Regions from separate parts of the Homo sapiens genome. Here region 1 is linked to region 2. Evidence: chromatin loops called from intact Hi-C (ENCODE). Cell type or tissue: lower leg skin. All regions are shown on one strand. Each heading gives the region's core, and the rest is flanking DNA. Links, peaks and the distances in the headings are about the cores only.

Evidence for each region. A loop is a pair of places that touch in the nucleus more often than their neighbours do. Peaks named below come from ENCODE experiments on the same cell type or tissue, not always from the same donor. Only the 100,000 strongest peaks of a DNase experiment are listed, where the experiment ranks them.
Region 1: a loop joins it to region 2, with 2.5 times the contacts of the local background. A loop is called at or near these places in 65 of 110 quality-filtered maps.

What each region holds. Positions count from the first base shown.
Region 1 is chr14:64,817,839-64,827,172 of GRCh38, forward strand. SPTB (spectrin beta, erythrocytic) reads right to left here. Exons shown (of 36, transcript NM_001355436.2): 2 at 5,109-5,307. The coding sequence starts at 5,256. Among named protein-coding and RNA genes, the nearest start is that of MIR7855, 37 kb to the left of the region's middle. In lower leg skin, for the core only: a CTCF peak has its summit at 5,598 (motif pointing right); DNase peaks (open chromatin) are centred at 4,933, 5,073 and 5,583.
Region 2 is chr14:64,973,227-64,982,065 of GRCh38, forward strand. All of the region lies in intron 3 of CHURC1-FNTB (CHURC1-FNTB readthrough), which reads left to right. Among named protein-coding and RNA genes, the nearest start is that of RAB15, 5.3 kb to the left of the region's middle. RefSeq lists enhancers at 1,447-2,224, 8,297-8,798. In lower leg skin, for the core only: no CTCF peak of the experiment used is centred there; a DNase peak (open chromatin) is centred at 3,665.

The DNA.
Region 1 (9,334 bases), core at 2,667-7,666, 150 kb before region 2:
AGCAGCAGCATCCGAGGAATGTCTGCCAGCCACAGAACTTAACCTCGGGACCTGCATGCAGTGGGTCCTGAAGACAGTTAAGGCTCAGAGTGGCAGCAACTATGTGCTTCAGAGTGCAGGGACACAGGCTGTAGTGCACCTGCTGTCCCACAGCAGTCTTGGAATTGTCCTCAACCAACCTCACCCCTCAGCCTCATCTCACTTCCAGAAAGAAGGCTACAAAGAGACAATGCAGGAAGGAAGGTCATCTCTAGCTTGCAGCACCACTTGGATTTGAATGCAAAGGCAAAACCTGAGTGGGCAACACAATTCTGTGCACCTGGTTTTAAAATGAGAGGCCCTATTTAGTCTATCCTTTGGTGATTGCTCCACAGGCCAAAGAACAGGAGGAAGACTGAGAAAGAACGTGAAGGCCATCTCTTTCCCACAGGCCCTTCGCAGGAGGCTCCGGACTGCTCCCTGCACTGCGAGATGCCTCTGTGAGCCGAGGAGCTGTAAAACACGCAGCGGGCGGCACATGGGATGCCGGATGCCAAGCTGTGTGCATGGGTAAGGCAGGGGAGTGGAAGGAGGGAGGGGAGGGAAGAGAGAAAGGGGAATGAGGCTCATGCACAGGGCTTCTCTTTTTGGGGCATCTTTCTGTGGGGTTCCTCCACTCCCTGCTCTCCCTTCTGGGCCACATCTACCCTGAGGCAGCATCCTCACTGGAGTCACTGGAGTCTGTACCCAGGTGCAGGGAAGGGGAGGAGTGTGCAGGCAGGCAGATGCCTCCTCTGGGGTGAGGAGAGGGAGACAGAGGATGGGCATTCTGACTGGTAAGTTCCCTGCAGCCTGCAGTGTTTCATTCTTCATCCAGACGGCCACAAATGCTCATCTGGCAGCTCCCAGTATGAAAAGGGGAAGGAGAAGAAATGGGGCTGTGTGACAATTAGGGGGACTCTAGGAGATGGGGGGAGCCTTTCTATTGAAACATGAAGGCTGGAACCTTTTGGAAGGATAGGAACTTGGGCTTTTCAGCTGCTGCTCTTCCTGTAATCCCTGAAAACAGGTCCAGAAAGTAGGAAGGTGCCAGAGGCAGTCATCAAAAGAGAGAAGCATGGTCTCCAGTCCAGGAAGAAGCCTCAGGGCTACCTGCTACTTAACCTCATGACAGGCGGCCAGCTTAGAGACTGATGTTAAAACGCTAAAATCTGCTCAGGGATCTACAGGGCAAATATTCCTGCTGGGATCCCAGCCCTCCCCTTGGCATTGCCAAGGTCAAATCCACCCCCTTACAGGAGCCTTCTGCAACATTTTCCTACCCTTCTTCCTTTTCACTTTAGTTAGGCTGACTCCCAGTTTCATAAAGAAAGTCATTCATTCTGGAGAGAGGTCAGGTTTTTATGTACTAGGACAGATGAGCCAGATGGCTTGTTTCTTTAGGTCCAGGAAGGAAGACCTGGGAGTGGTATGAAAGGCAGAACAGGGAGTATTTCCTTTGGAGTTGAGAGGAATTTTACTTAAGAAGCAGAAAAGATCACATCCAGTCACCCCAATTCAGGTCTTCCAACCATAGGTCATTAAATGGAGATGGACCTAGAGAAACTGTCTCATCTGGAAAAGCATTTGACAAGACCCATCATCCTTACGTTTCTTGGGCCTCCCATGTCACCCAGCCAGATGGCGGAGACACAGCCAGGGTCGTGGACTGGATAGTCTTATGGAGAGAGAGAGACCTGCATGGCATGGGGCTTCATCTCATGGGCATCAGGTCTGGGGGAAGGGGAAAGAGCCCAGAGCTCCAAGCACAAACATTAGCCTGGTTTCCTTGGTCCCTGGCTTTTCCTTCCAACTCAGAACTTCCAAGGCAAAGGAGGGTGGGGGTTAAGAAGGAAGAAACAGGTCCTGGAACAGGCCAAGGTACAACAGGCAAGGAAAAAGACCAAGCTCATGATCTTGAATGTCTGAAGTTGGGAAAAGAGAAAGGACAGAAAACACCGATGGGAAATTTTCTTAGTACTAACATTATCTAACATTCACCTAGCATTTTATTATAAATAAAAACTTCCGTAAACTTTATCTTATTTGCTCTTCACAACAACCTTGAGAAAATACTATCATCCCCATTTTATAAAAATGGAAAAGGAGTCAGTGATCCTCCACTGCGGTGGCATTAGAGGCAGAATCAGGACTTGAATCTGGATCTTGTGACATGTTCCTCCTCACCCCAGGACCTTCAGTTTCAGAAGAAGACGCCAGGCCAGTCTCCCCAACCTTGCCACATATACCTATGAAGTAGATCACTGCTATCTTATAAGCAACTCAGGGCTGAATCCCCTCCTTGCCTTAATATTCCTGTGAGTGGGAGAGTGGCTGAGAGCTCCTTCTCCCTAATGTTTCTTTTGAAAGACACCCCTGCCTAGGCTGCTAAGGTGGCCCCAACAACAGTACTGAAGGGAAAAAAAGTCAAGACGTTGAGACTAGGAAGGCTGACATGCTCCCTTTCTCCATTCTGCCTACCCAGCAGAATGGGCACATCTGGCCACCCTATTTAGACCTTTCCAAAGCTTTAGCTCAAGCCCAGGTCACTTAGAGTGGACTCTCAGGAGAAGGAAGCCAGTAAACCACTTAGGTTGTTTGTTCTTGAAAATCTTGAAAGGACCTCAAACTTGCATATTTACTTGTTGGCCAGATGTTCTGAATAGTTAAGGCCCAGGCATACAATTCTATGCTCTGTGGCTTTTCCTCTCCCTGGGGGGCATTCAGATTCTCTGGTAAGTCAGATGCATGCTCCTGGTGAGGAGGAGGCTCAACTAGGCACAGCCAAGGTCAGCAAAGGCTCTTTCCTGATCAACCTAGGACTGACCACTAAACACAGAGTCTTGCTCTGTCACCCAGGTTGGAGTGCAGTGGCGTGATCTTGGGTCACTGCAACCTCCGCCTCCCGGGTTCAAGCAATTCTCGTGCCTCAGCTTCTTGAGTAGCTGGGATTACAGGCATGCACCACCACGCCCAGCTATTTCTTTTTTTTTTGGATTTTAGTAGAGATGGAGTTTCGCCCTCTTGGCCAGGCTGGTCTTGAACTCCTGGTCTCAAGCCATACACTTACCTCAGGATCCCAAAGTGCTGGGATTATAGGCATGAGCTACCACGCCCGGCTTTGTGCTCGGCTCATTAACCTGTCTCCACCAACTTCCCAAGCAGCTCATCAGACGTGGTGACAACACACACAGGCCAACTGGAGAAACCCGGGGCCCTTCTGCCTGCCAGAATCACACACACCCTTCAATTCCCAGCTCAAAGGCTGCCTCCTCCATGAACTGTTCCCCGATTTTCCTTGCATCTCTTCCTTGGCTCTCTCATTGCTGTTTAATTTATGTGCCCATCCTACAGTTCTTCTCTAATTCCACTCATGCTAATTAATTGTGAACATAGTTCATTTTTCCCTAATAGATTTTGAACTCCTGAGAGACAGACACTATACTGAATTCATCTCTGTGGTTCCCCTCTCCCCTTTCATGGTTGGCCAGGGGTTTAGCTTTAAACATAGTAGGAGTACAACAAGCAACTGTTAAAATAGAATTTACCTTGGTTTCTTAAAAAAGATAAAAGAATCTCTGCACAAAGGCCAGTCCCCACTCTTACCTTGCTTTGGCAAATCTTACGGAATATGGTACCCCTCTCCCTCCACCTGGATCGCCAGGGTCATTGCAGCTAGATCCAGCCAGCACAGAGATATAAGAAGGTAAAACCAGACTGACGACAAAGCCAATGGTTCCAAGTTTGGTTGGCTTAAATTAACATACACAAAAGCAATGGGTCACCGTTATGGTCCGTCCCCAAGGGAAACCAAGGGAGAATTTTGTGGGGTCAAGGAGGGTGAGAAGGAGATAAAGAAAGAAGAAAGAGAGTTTCCTGTAAAGAGCAAGGACACCAGGGGTAATGACTGAGACCCAAGTGGATTCCTTGTCATGACAAGGGAGATGAGACACCGCAGCATTCCTTTCCCGGCATGAGAAGCCCAGACACTCCCAAGATGTGAGGTCATTATGGTCCCAGAGGGGTCCAGGGCCCTGCTCAGGCTTCAAGGTCTGCCAGGGACTGTGGTATCTGGGAGCTGAGTACAGGGAGGGAGTGGGGAAGAGGATTACTACAACCTTCAATTTGGGCCATAAGGTATGGGGGCAGCGGGAGAATCACTCCAGAAAGTGTTTATGGGGAAGGTTGTACTCTTCTTAGGAGGTGGAAGACGGCAACAGTCAATGATAGGGAAACAGGTCCAGTGTGGGCTGCTGACTGGTGGATCAGGTGAAGGAACCCACCTTCCACACATACACACACAACCCCATGTAACTCAAACTTTCTTATTGGCCGAAGACTTAAGGTCGGAATATACTTACCCTGGGTCAAGTTCAGGGAGGCAATAGTCACAGGAGTTGGGGAAAAAAAAAAAATCCCAAGAATCAGATATCAGCCAACAGGGGGAGGAGAAGTCATTTCTACTAGAGATTTAAGATATTCTCCACCCCCACCTTCTCTCTCTCTCTCTCTCTCTCTCACACACACACACACACACACACACACAGAGAGATCTATTATGAACCTGCTAAGCAAAAATCTAATTCCAGTTTAAGGATGAAAGGTTTCATCAAGAAAATCCTTCCTGAGGCAGTGGGGAGGATGTTATCTGTTCTCGATTTCCTATCCAATCACTCCTTTTGGGACTACAGAGAGGACTATGGTAATTCCTCTCTCTAGGCCCAGGCAGGAAATCGGGGTTAACCAGGAGGCCCTGTGAACCTGCGCCCGGCTGTCCAGCCCTCAGACACTGCTTTGCCCAGACTCTCGTACTTCTCACTTGGCCGCAGGTCACTCAGGACAGAGGCAGAGGGCAGGCCCCACCTGGTCCCAGCTCCAGCACCTCCTTGCTTCTCAGAGGCCTTGGGGGCAGAGGCTGCCTGAGCTCCCTCCCAAGGGGACCCCCACCTCCCTGAGCCCGACAAACACGTCTCCATCACTGCCATGCCAGGGCTCACCCAACACACACAGAGGATTCACACTAGGTGGGGAGGGCTGTGAACCTTGTGACTGTGAGAATGCCCTCCAACCCTTGTGGCCCCAAACAGTACCTGCCAAGGCCTTTATCCGGGACCTCTCAAAGAGCCTGGCTGAGCTGTTGTCATTATCCAGCTCGTCGTCTGGGGCGTCCCAGCGGGCATTGATCCTGCTGTAAGGTGGCTGGTTGCCCACATTTTCAAACTCTGTGGCCGATGTCATGTCAGCAGGCTCTTAGCAGCTCCGCCTGCCTCAGTCTTCATGGAAGGATCCCTGGGGGACAGCAACACAGTCAGAGGGTTATCTCTCTACCCCCTCGGACTTTTTCTCCGGGGAAACTTATTCGGAGCATCCAACGTGAGTAGATCCTGACAGAAGCAGAACGCCATGTCATCTGCCTGGGCGTGCTTCCTACCAGGGTCTCTGGGTCGTTTGTTATAAAATATTGCAGCAGCAGCAGCAGCAACAGTACCGGCAGCAGTGGCAGGGATGGAGAGCTGCACGTAGCAAGGGTCAGGACGGCCAGCAGGTGGAGACGTCAGTCGCAGCCAGCTGCTTCCTCCAGACCAGCCGCCCCGCCGCGGGGAGCACCCCGGGAGAGAGGAAGCTCTCCTGGGAGCCAGAGGCAGCAGGGCACAAGCTGGGGAAAGCAACCCTCACCCTGAGGACTAGGCCAGGACCTAACCTGGTGGGGGAGATGGGGACAGGCCAGGGGAAGGGAGAGGCTGGAAACAGGCTGAGTCTGACCCATATGGGAACCATGGGGAGAGATGGATGAGAGAGTTAAGCCGCCACTGACGCCACCAGCCCGGGGCAGCTGCACTGGGGGGACTTCACTCCTCCCGGAGGCTTTCTGAGAGCCCTCTGAGTTCCTTCCCAGCAGTTGGTATTCAGAAAGCTGACCTCGCATTTTAGGGCTTCTTTGGAGCATGACCAGGTGCTCAGATGAGGTCTCCTGTTGAATTCCAGGACAGACTGAGCAACCCAAAGGAGCCTGCTGTCCCATCAAGCACGTGGCAGTCGGGGCATCCCATGGACAATGGAACCGTGCATTGTGAGTCCATGTGATGAACCAGCGCATCAGGAGCACTGGGTCCTCCCTCACCCGTCATCAGTCATTCCTACTCACTCATTCATTCATTTACAGTTAATTCAAATATGTACCAAGCTCCAACTAGGTGGCAGGCACTGTACTAGGCAGGGGCAAGTAAGACAGGAAAGTCATGTCCTCACAGAGCTTGGAATCTGGTGGCAGAGACACACAATTAAACAAGCAACTACAAGAAGGTGTGATGTGTGTCATGGCTGGCTTAGGTGGGGACTCGGCGGGGACTGGTATCAGGGAGGGGAAGTTGAAGCTTATTCCTAAAGGAAGCTTGGAGGTACCCATGAAGGGACAGGTGGGAAAGGACAAGAGTCCAAGCAAAGGGAATAAAGAGTAGGTGTAAAGTCCTGAAGGTAAGAAAGAACACAGAAAGCTTTGAGAACTTTAAGAAGTAACGGGAAGGCAGGGGTGGAGTCAGGGGAGAAAAGTGAGGAGGGGGCCAGGGGAGCCAGGCTTGGTCTTCAATGCCCTGGACCCTAGGAAAACTATTAGCTTTCTTCATCTGTACCTGACATTTGGTCCTCTTTCTAGGGATCTTAAGGGACTCCAAGATCAAGTCTGTAAGAGAATAGGGGACCCAGAGCCTTCACAACCAAGAGAGCAAAGCGGGAGGCAGGGAGGCTGTGAGGCAGACCTGTGATGGGGGTTGACAGCCAGTGAGCTGTGAGGGAGACCACTCCCTCTGTGGGTGTGTGCACCCACGGCACACACACAGGCTCATATCTGACACACTGACACACACCAGCACACACATGCACATCCACCAGGCACATGATCACGGAGGCACTGAAGCACATTCACCAGCCCAAGTGTGAGATGGCAGCAGGGCTACAGCCTTATTTTTCAGATACAGACTCACTTCAGACTGCATTTTCCCCAACCTGATGAATCCATCCCACCACATCCTTGTGAGGTAAGATAGGAGCCAGGATTACCCACCCTAATTGCCTTGGGAGAAAAACCAAGGCCTGCTGCAGGAGGAGGCCTCCCCAGGGTCATCCGGTGGAATGACTGCGGCTGGGACCAAAGGCCAAACTGGAGCGCAGTTTATCCCCCTTGACCAGACGGGTTTCAGGAGGGCAGGTGGGGAAAGGACTGGAGCACAGTTTATCCCCCTTGATCGGACAGGTTTCAGGAGGGCAGCTGGGGAAAGGACTGGAGCACAGTTTGTTCCCCTCAATCAGAAGGGTTTCAGGAGGGCAGGTGGGGAAAGGACATGGTGCATGGGGACAGAGGGCATTTCCCAGCCAGGGCTTAGCAAAAGTGTTTGCCACTCAAGAGAAGGGAAGGTGCAAGGTGGGAAAACCAGTCATCATCCCGAACACAGGATGCCCCATGATGCCAGACCTGTGCCCAAGACCACCCTTGTGCCTTTGAACAGCCTGTCCTCTTCTGCAGATGGACTTGCTGCTTCCAGGACTGAGATTTCGCACCCAACTGGCTGGGCAACGATAGCCGGGAAAGATACCCCCCACCCCCGGCCCCACACCTTTCTCTATTTCCCTTAAGGGAAACTACCACTGACTTGGTCTCTGAGCCAGAGAGGGACTGACAGGCTGACCACCTCCTGCAGGGCCACAAGCCTGTCCAGCAGCCCCTGAGAAGGGCTGAGCTGCCAGACGCAGGAGGTGAGGTGAGATCAGACCCTGAGTGCAGGAAGTAACCGGACCCTGGCTCTCCTGATTCGTCCTGGGCTATTTTTAAGAGTGGCTGAGAGAGGCCTGGGCCGTGGGGCTGGAGAGTGAGATTACCTTTGCCATGGCTCCGTAAATAAGTCTGCCCCAGAAAGATGAGCCTGAGCAGGCCGACCAGCAGGCCCAGCGTTCAAGACAAGATTGATGGCCCCGGGTGCAGAAGAGCAGCGGCTCGACAGCAATTCATCCTGCTTAAAAATGCCATCCCTCCTGTGGCCATGGCTCAGAGAAGGCAGCAGCCGGGCAGCAGCTCTGCCAGGAATGGGAAGAGATGTATATGTGTGTCTAAATATACAGCTGGAGGGTTTTTGTTTTTGTTTTTGTTTTGGAAAGAGTCAGGTCCCTGAAAACAAACACCAAGGAAAGATGATTCAGAAATGAAAGTGAGGCCCCTTTCCTTGTGCCCTCTTCCCCTGCCATGCCCACCCCAGGCCCTGCCCAGATGGCATTCCATCAGAGTCAAGGGGGTCATGGGATGGGCCAGTGCATGCAGGAAGGGAAGCTCTCGGAGAATCAGGTGTAAGAGGCAGGAAGGAAATAAATAAGAGAACAGGAAAGCTACAGATAGTTAACAAAAAGCAAACACGAAGATATGCCTGTCCAAAACCAGATTTAACCCATTCTCGGCGTCACCATGTCTCTTTCCATACTGTTACAACGGCCCTTCAAAGGCCTGGCTATAAAGAGATGACCATGACTGAAAAAAACAGCATATGTTGGGGCTCATGGTGGGGACACCTAATTGAATGGGGAGTCATGGAAATGACATTTAAGTTGCTACCTGGGAGGAACTTAGAGATGAGATGATCTGGTCTCATTTTCAAAGATATAAGTCATCTGCACATCTAGAGTGGCCTTCCATGAGTCACGGAGGACCGCAAATACATGGCTAAAATTAGATCTTAAATTGCACTTCAGGCCCATCAGTAAACCCAGGAAAAAAGGCATAAGTACTTCCTTGTCCATTCATTCCCTGGCTTACCCACAAGTCCCCCAAAATTCCTTCTCTGAACCCACCTGACCCTCGTCAAAGTGTAGGTGGGTCTTCTCTGGTCTCCGTGACTCTGTGCCCAGAGAGGTCCACCTGCCCCATCCATCCATCCACCTGCCCGTCTAGCAGCTCTAAATGCACAGTCCAGAGTCATCCTTACCTGCCTTCTGCCACCACCGACCCCAGGCTATATTTTGAGTAGGATGGGACCTGAGAAGGCTTGCCCACAGCTCAGCACTGAAAACCTCATGGGATCACACAGAGGACTCAGCTCACAGAAGGAACATGTACTTATTAATGCATTTCACAATACCACTGATGCAACCCACAGCTCCAACCTTCACATCCGCCTTTGAGGTCCGATGCTAGGCTCAGAGCCTCAACCTCATGTGCTATGTCCAGTTACTCCCTGGGTTGGTTAAGAACTGAGAAAGCAGTGGTAGCAGCTCCTCTCCCAGCCTGCAGGGTGCTGACGGAGCCCAAGCTAGGACCCATGTCAGCCCTCGCCGA
Region 2 (8,839 bases), core at 1,506-6,505:
AGGCTAGGCGCGTTGGCTCATGCCTGTAATCCCAGTACTTTGGGAGGCTGAGGCGGGCAGATCACTTTGAGGTCAGGAGCTGGAGACCAGCCTGGCCAATGTAGTGAAACCCAGTCTCTACTAAAAATAAAAAAAAATTAGCTGGGCACGGTGGCTCGCCTGTAATCCCAGGCTTGAGAGGCTGAGGTGGGAGGATTGCTTGAACCCATTAGGGGAAGGCTGCAGTGAGCCGAGATCATGACACTGCACTCCAGCCTGCGCAACAGAGGGAGACCTTGTCTCAAAAAAAAAAAAAAAAAAGCAATGAAAAGTATATATGTACATACCTGTTTTCAGGCTGAATATTGGATGGAGAATGTATTTTTCAATAGTAGGTCAAGGAAAGTGGTAAGCCCATTTACTTCATTTGAAAAGGTATATTTCAGGTTAAGTGTCTGAATTATAATAAGAGGGGAAAAGTTCAAGACCAGCCTGGCCAACATGGTGAAACCCCATCTCTACTAAAAATATAAAAAAATTAGCTGGGCGTGGTGGCCGGTGCCTGTAATCCCAGCTACTCGGGAGGCTGAGGCAGGAGAATTGCTTGAACCTGAGAGGCGAAGGTTGCGGTGAGCCGAGATTGCGCCATTGCACTCCAGCCTGGGCAACAAGAGCAAAACTCTGTCTCAAAAAAAAAAAAAAAAAAAAGCCGGGGGGCGAAATCCCGAGCCTGCTAGCTACTCTGATTACACAGAAAGCTAAAGGAACTGATGTAGTGGATTCCATTATTTCGAGGTGCGCGTCTCCACAGTGGGCTTACATGGGGTTTCAGGTGCATGCCAAGGGCTCTGGAGTAAGGCACACTTGGGTTCCAGTCCCAGTGTCACCACTCACCAGCTGTGCAATCTTGAGCACATTACTGAACCCCCCTGTGACTCAGTTTCCTCATCTCAAAATAGGATATTTAGAGTGACTACCTTACAGGATTGCTGGAAAGATGAAATAAGATAATGCATGGAAAGGACAGGCCGTCGCGGTAGCTCACGCCTGTAATCCCAGCACTTTGGGAGGCCGAGGCGGGCGGATCACGAGGTCAGGAGACCATCCTGGCTAACATGGTGAAACCCCGTCTCTACTAAAAATACAAAAAATTAGCCCGGCGTGGTGGCGGGCGCCTGTAGTCCCAGCTACTTGGGAGGCTGAGGCAGGAGAATGGCGTGAACCCGGGAGGCGGAGCTTGCAGTAAGCCGAGATCACGCCACTGCACTCCAGCATGGGTGACAGAGCGAGACTCCGTCAGAAAAAAGAAAAAAAAAGAAAGGACAGCATAACACTTGACCCAGCACTCAATAAAGCAGAGGTGCAGAAAACACCCTGTAATGTTTCCCCTGTGCATCCCGGGTGGTAAGAATATCCCACAGATGAATATGGCCAGGGATGTTTTCTAGGAACCGAGGCCCAACCTGCTGTGATTTTCCTCCCACGACCACCAGAGTACCGAGCGCAGATCCAACCCAGCCTGACCCCCTTTGGGCACCGCAGCTGCCTTCCCATTGATCGGCACTGTAATGGTAAATAGCTCTCTGCAGGCCTCCTCACTGGGACCTTTAGTGGCTCTCTGCTTGCTTCTGTCTGAGAAAACAGGAAAGAAAATGCAAGCTGACGTGGATTCCTCACTTCATTTTGAAAGAAATGGCTTTCCCTAGGCAAGACAGGAAAGGGAATGAGGTTTGCTGAAGGAATCCAGAGAAATAAATGTTCATACTCATAAAAAATTGAGCATATGTAGTCATACTGGACTGACCTCAAATTCAGTAGCTTACATTGCTTTAGAAAAAAAAAAAAATGGCTGGGCGCGGTGGCTAACCCCTGTAATCCCAGCACTTTGGGAGGCCGAGGTGGTCAGATCACCTGAGGTCAGGAGTTCGAGACCAGCCTGGCCAACAGGGTAAAACCCCATCTCCACTAATAATGCAAAAATTAGCTGGGCATGGTGGCGCACGCCTGTAATCCCAGCTACTCCGGAGGCTGAGGCAGGAGAATCGCTTGAACCCGGGAAGCAAAGGTTGCAGTGAGCCAAGATCCTGCCATTGCACTCCAACCTGGGCGACAAGAGTGAAACTCTGTCTCAAAAAAAAAAAAAAAAAAAAAAAAAAAAAGGAGTGTATGTAGTCATACTGGACTGACCTCAAATTCAGTAGCTTACATTGCTTTAGAAAAAAAAAAAGACCAGGCGAGGTGGTTCATGCCTGTAATCCCAGCACTTTGGGAGGCCAAGGTAGATGGATCACCTGAGGTCAGGAGTTTGAGACCAGCCTGGCCAACATGGTGAAACCCCATCTCTACTGGAAATACAAAAATTAGCCAGGCCTAGTGGTGGGCGCCTGTTATCCCAGCTACTCGGGAGGCTGAGCCAGGAGAATCGCTTGAACCCAGGAAGTGGAGGTTGCAGTGAGCCGAGATCGTGCCACTGCACTCCAGCCTGGGCGACGGAGCAAGACTCTGTCTCAAAAAAAAAAGAAAAGAAAAGGCCGGGCGCGGTGGCTCACGCCTATAATCCCAGCACTTTGAAAGGCCAAGGTGGGCAGATCACAAGGTCAGGAGTTCGAGACCAGCCTGACCAACATGGAACCCTGTCTGTACTAAAAATACAAAAATTAGCTGGGCGTGGTGGCACGTGCCTGTAATCCCAGCTACTCAGGAGGCTGAGGCAGGAGACTCACTTGAACCTGGGAGGTGGAGATTGCAGTGAGCTGAGATCACACCACTGCACTCCAGCCTGGGCAACAGAGCAAGCAAGACTGTCTCAAAAAAAAAAAAAAAAAAAAAAAAAGAGATGGGGAATAGTTTAGAAACCAAAACCCAAGCTTCAAATATTCATCCTCATCCTCATCTGTGTTCAGCCACTTTCAGAGCCATCATACAGATCTCTCTGTGTGTCTATGTGTGTGTGTGTCTATATGTCTGTGTGTGTGTTTTGTGAGATGGAGGACCTAAGATTTTGGGACAATGTTAGCAAAAGAATCATATAGATGGCCAGGCGCGGTAGCTCATGCCAGCACTTTGGGAAGCCAAGGTGGGTGGCTTACCTGAGGTCAGGAGTCCAAGAACAGCCTGGCCAACATGGCAAAACTCCATCTCTACTAAAGATACAAAAATTCGCCAGCATGGTGGCGCACGCCTGTAATCCCAGCTACTCCGGAGGCTGAGGCAGGAGAATCCCTTGAACCCAGGAAGCAGAGGTTGTAGTGAGCTGAGATTGCACCACTGCACTCCAGCCTGGGCGACAGAATGAGATTCTGTCTCAAAAAAAAATAAAAAAAAAAAACATATAGACTAGTGGAGACAACAAAGTTCACTTTAACCCGGTCTTTGTAAATGAAATACCTAAATTCCATCCCCTTACCTCAGTCACTCAGTGGAACATTTTGGCATCCTCCCCATTTGTGGTCAACTTGGACTGGGGCACATTTCAGTAGAACTGGGAGACATCTGAGGAATGGTTGCTGAACATCTTTTCCACTAGAATCCTCCTAGAATCAGTCTCTCAATTATGTGATACTGATTCTTCAACCAGGGAGACAAGTGCCTGCCCCCATCCACCCCATCCCCACCCCAGCCACACTGAGCATGCACCCAAAGGCACCACTGTGGGACCTGCCATAGCAACAGCTGAACAGCTGGAGAGTTGCACCAATAGGCAGTCCATCACCAAGACTCAACGCGGCTGGACCATGGGGCTCCCCGTTAGTGAAACACCCGCCTCTTCTAGACTTACCCTGTGTTTCCTACTCTGGGGGACTGTTAGTGATGTGCCCGCGGTGCAGAAGGATTTCCTCCTTACCTCGTGATTGAAAGAAACAGGACACATCCCCTCTACCACGGTCTCAGTACTGTCCTCCATTCACATGCTTTTTCTTTGTTTTCCCCTGACTAAATAGAGAATGGAGGAAAGATACTCAAATGACAAGGAAAGAGGGGAGGAGGCAAATTATCAGAGACACGTGCATTTGAGGGCTGGGAACCACAGGAAACAATTCTGATGGTAATTGATGTTGACACAAAATGACCCACAGTACCATTTCAGGTTGTCCTTAGTGTCCTGGCCACCACCTTCATGACTGCATCAGTTTTCTAGGGATGCCATAACAAAGTACCAGAGACTGGGTGGCTTAAACAACAGGAATTTGGCTGGGCGTGGTGGCTCACGCCTGTAATCCCAGCACTTAGGGAGCCCAAGGCGGGCAGGTCATGAGGTCAAGAGTTCGAGACCAGCCTGGCCAACATGGTGAAACCCCGTCTCTACTAAAAATACAAAAATTAGCCAGGCATGGTGGCCCATGCCTGTAATCCCAGCTACTTGGAAGGATGAGACAGGAGAATCGCTTGAGCCCAGGAGGCGGAGGTTGCAGTGAGCCAAGATCACGCCATTGCACTCCAGCCTGGGCAACAGAACAAGACTCCGTCTTAAAACAAACAAACAAACAAAAACACACACAAAAACACCAGGAATTTATTTCCCACAATTGTGGCAGTCAGAAGTATGAGATGAAGGTGTCAGCAGGGTTGGTTTCTCATGAGGGATCTCCTTGGCTGTAGATGGCTGTCTTCACGTTCACATGGTGTTCCACCTGTGCCTATCAATGTCCTAATCTCTTTTTTTTTTTTTTTGAGACGGAGTCTCACTCTGTCACCCAGGCTGGAGTGCAGTGGTGCGATCTCAGCTCACTGCAAGTTCCGCCTCTCGGGTTCACACCATTCTCCTGCCTCAGCCTCCTGAGTAGCTGGAACTACAGGCGTCCGCCACCATGTCCGGCTAATTTTTTTGTATTTTTAGTAGAGACGGGGTTTCACCCTGTTAGCCAGGATGGTCTCGATCTCCTGACCTTGTGATCCGCCCGCCTCAGCCTCCCAAAGTGCTGGGATTACAGGCGTGAGCCACCGCGCCCGGCCGACATTGTTCTTTATAAGATCTGCCTTGCAGGAAGGATCAGAGAGAGTGCCTGCCAACCAAAGACAAAGAGACGCCATACCCCAGGTCTCTCACATATCAGGACTTATAGGGTCTCCTTTTTTACCTAACTATACACTTAAGACCCCTCTAAGACTGCCTTGTAGACAGCAGGGGAAGAAGGGCTCTGTCAACAGGACAGGGGAGAGTTGACCCTGTAGTTCTAAATTAGCAGACTTGAAAAAGATTGTTTGAAAGGAGTAGTAATAATATACATTGGAAAGATGTCACTAAATCTGTCCAGAAAATTATTTTGAATCTACAAAGGGATACCGTTTGTCCAGTGGAGTGAAACACTGAAAGAGACCTCTTTGTTAATTGAGGTTTTTAACTTCTAGAACATGTGGCATGACGTTCTTTTGATTATGGAGTGTAGGGGTGGGTTGCCCCTACACACCTGTGGGTGTTTCTCGTAAGGTGGGACGAGAGATTTGGAAAAGAAAAAGACACAGAGACAAAGTATAGAGAAAGAAATAAGGGGACCCGGGGAACCAGCGTTCAGCATATGGAGGATCCCGCCAGCCTCTGAGTTCCCTTAGTATTTATTGATCATCTGTGGGTGTTTCTCGAAGAGGGGGATGTGTCAGGGTCACAAGACAATTGTGGGGAGAGGGTCAGCAGACAAACACGTGAACAAAGGTCTTTGCATCATAGACAATGTAAAGGATTAAGTGCTGTGCTTTTAGATATGCATACACATAAATATCTCAATGCTTTACAAAGCAGTATTGCTGCCCGCAGGTCCCACCTCCAGCCCTAAGGCGGTTTTTCCCTATCTCAGTAGATGGAGCATACAATCGGGTTTTATACCGAGACATTCCATTGCCCAGGGACAGGCAGGAGACAGATGCCTTCCTCTTGTCTCAACTGCAAGAGGCATTCCTTCCTCTTTTACTAATCCTCCTCAGCACAGACCCTTTACGGGTGTCGGGCTGGGGGACGGTCAGGTCTTTCCCTTCCCACGAGGCCATATTTCAGACTATCACATGGGGAGAAACCTTGGACAATACCTGGCTTTCCTATGCAGAGGTCCCTGCGGCCTTCCGCAGTGTTTGTGTCCCTGGGTACTTGAGATTAGGGAGTGGTGATGACTCTTAAGGAGCATGCTGCCTTCAAGCATCTGTTTAACAAAGCACATCTTGCACCACCCTTAATCCATTTAACTCTGAGTTGACACAGCACATGTTTCAGAGAGCACGGGGTTGGGGGTAAGGTTATAGATTAACAGAATCTCAAGGCAGAAGAATTTTTCTTAGTACATAACAAAATGGAGTCTCCTATGTCTACTTATTTCTACACAGACACAGTAACAATCTGATCTCTCTTGCTTTTCCGCACAATGGAGGGCTACCCCAGGCATTGACTTTCACCTGGCAGAGAGGGGAAGCGAGCAAATAGAGGATCGCATGAAAGGTTTTAAAGGGTCAGGTCTAGGTGTAGTGGATATCACATCTTCCACTTTTTATTGGCCAGCACCCACTCACAAGCCTCTGCCTAAATGCAAAGGAGACTGCTGAGCAGCCACTTCCCAGCTGCAACTCTCCCTGTGGAAGGGGAGCCAGTCTCTGGTGGACAGCTCATGTTTCTACCACATACAAAGAAGCTTCAAAGTGGCTCCAACCCTAGCTGTGAGTCAGCATCACTTGTGGAGCTTTGACAAAATGCATGTGCCTGGGCCCCAGCCCCACAGATTCTGATTTAGTTGGTTGGGCTGGTGCCTGGGAGAATCTGGATTTTCGAAGGCTCCACCAATGATCCCAGTGCACAGCCAGGCTTGAGAGTCACTGGTATGCCTTACAGTGTACACCTCTGGCATTGCCTCTCAACAGTTTAAAAAAAACTTTTTTTTTTTTTTAGACAGACTCTTGCTCTGTCACCAGGCTGGAGTGCAGTGGTGTGATTTTGGCTCACTGCAACCTCCACCTCCCAGGTGCAAGTGATTCTCCTGCCTCAGCCTCCGGAGTAGCTGGGACTACAGGAGCACACCAACATGCCCAGCTAATTTTTGTATTTTTAGTAGAGACAGGGTTTCACCATGTTAGCCAGGATAGTCTCGATCTCTTGACCTCGTGATCCACCCGCCTCGGCCTCCCAAAGTGCTGGGATTACAGGCATGCGCCACCACACCCAGCCAAATAAAAAATCATTTCTTAGAGTTTTCAAGGTGAACAATGTTGTTTAGTTGGCTTCCATTTTGTATCTGCTGGTAAAATATTCACCATGATAAACCCAAAACAGGACTGTGAGTCAATACTTTTGCACAGGTTTTCAGTAATAGAGTATATGTAATGATTAATAATATATAATGTAATTTATTTCATATCAACATACAACACAATAAAATAATGCAGCCATGTAGTATTGATGATTTATTGATTTCTGAGAAGCTCACAGCTGTTCTTTGTGCCATGAAATCATTGTACTGCATTTAGAAAGCTATTCTTTTGTTTTTTATGATTGGAAACATTTTATATTCCATTTTGTGTAATACAGAACATTTTAAAATACATTTCACAATTTCTAAATTTCGATATAATTATTAAAAAATGATTACTTCAGACTAGTCTCTTACAAATGTTACTAAACACAAATATTATACATAAAAGGCCATCTTCATTAAATAGATTAGAATGAATTACTCCTTCAGCTACATTCCCACTGTAAGAGAATACATTCTTGGGGAATATATTCTGTGTATATGTATTATGTCTTATTTTATGTTTTTATCATTTATATATATTTTTCATTTTTAATCTTTTCTACTTAATAGATTTATTTATATTTATACTTTTATTTTATACTCATTTTTATTTACATGGTCTCTGTAGTTATTAGATAGTGAGCTCTTGAAAGATAAGGCTAGTATTATGTTCATTGTCATTATCATCTACAATTATGTTACACAAACAAGCACTCAAATGTTCATTACAATGACTGGAAATCATTTGAACCATTTAACTTATTCAGTGTCTATTATGTCAGGGAGTACAGCAATGAATAAAACAGACCAAAAAAAAAAAAAAAATCCCTGCCCCATAAAGCTTACATTTTGGTGGAGAAAGACAGATAGTAAACAAATCAATACACAAAATATAAAGTCTCTGATCTAGTGATGAGAAAAATAAAGCAGGGGAGTGAGATTAAGCTATTACCAAAGGGGGTGGCACTCCCATTTTACATGGGGAGGAAGGAAAGATCTCAAGAAAAGGGAAATTGGGGTTAGATTAAAGAATTTGGGCCAGGCATGGTGGCTCATGCCTGTAATCCCAGCACTTTGGGAGGCTGATGTGGGAGGACTGCTTGATTCTAGCAGTTCGAGACCAGCGCGGGGAACACAGGAAGACCTCATCACTATAAAAATTTTTAGAAAAAATAAATTATAAAAAAAAGAAAAAGAAAAAAAGAATTTGAGTAAAAACTATAAGAAGGGAGGGCAATCCGTGTCTATGTCTGGGGCGGAGCTCTGCAGGGAGAGGCAACACAAGCATCAGTGCTCTGAGGCTGCAGCAGGAGAGGTGTACACAGAACAGCAGGGAGGCCAGTGTCAAGGCAGTGAGCAAGCTGGAGAGTGCAAGGGAAGGGGCCAGAGAGGTGAATGGGGTTCTCTAGGCCACCTTGACTTTGAGATGAGAAGAGAGCTTTGAGTGAAGGGGTGGCTTTGCTTACATTTTTAAAAGTTCAGTCTGGCTTTTTCATTTTGTCTTGGATCTTTGAGGCTGCTAGAACAGAATCCCATACACTGGGTACCTTGTCAACAACAGAAATAAAGTCCAACATCAAGGCACCTGCAGATTCGGTGTCTGGTGAGGGCCTGCTTCCTGGCTCATAGGTGATGCCTTCTCTATGTGT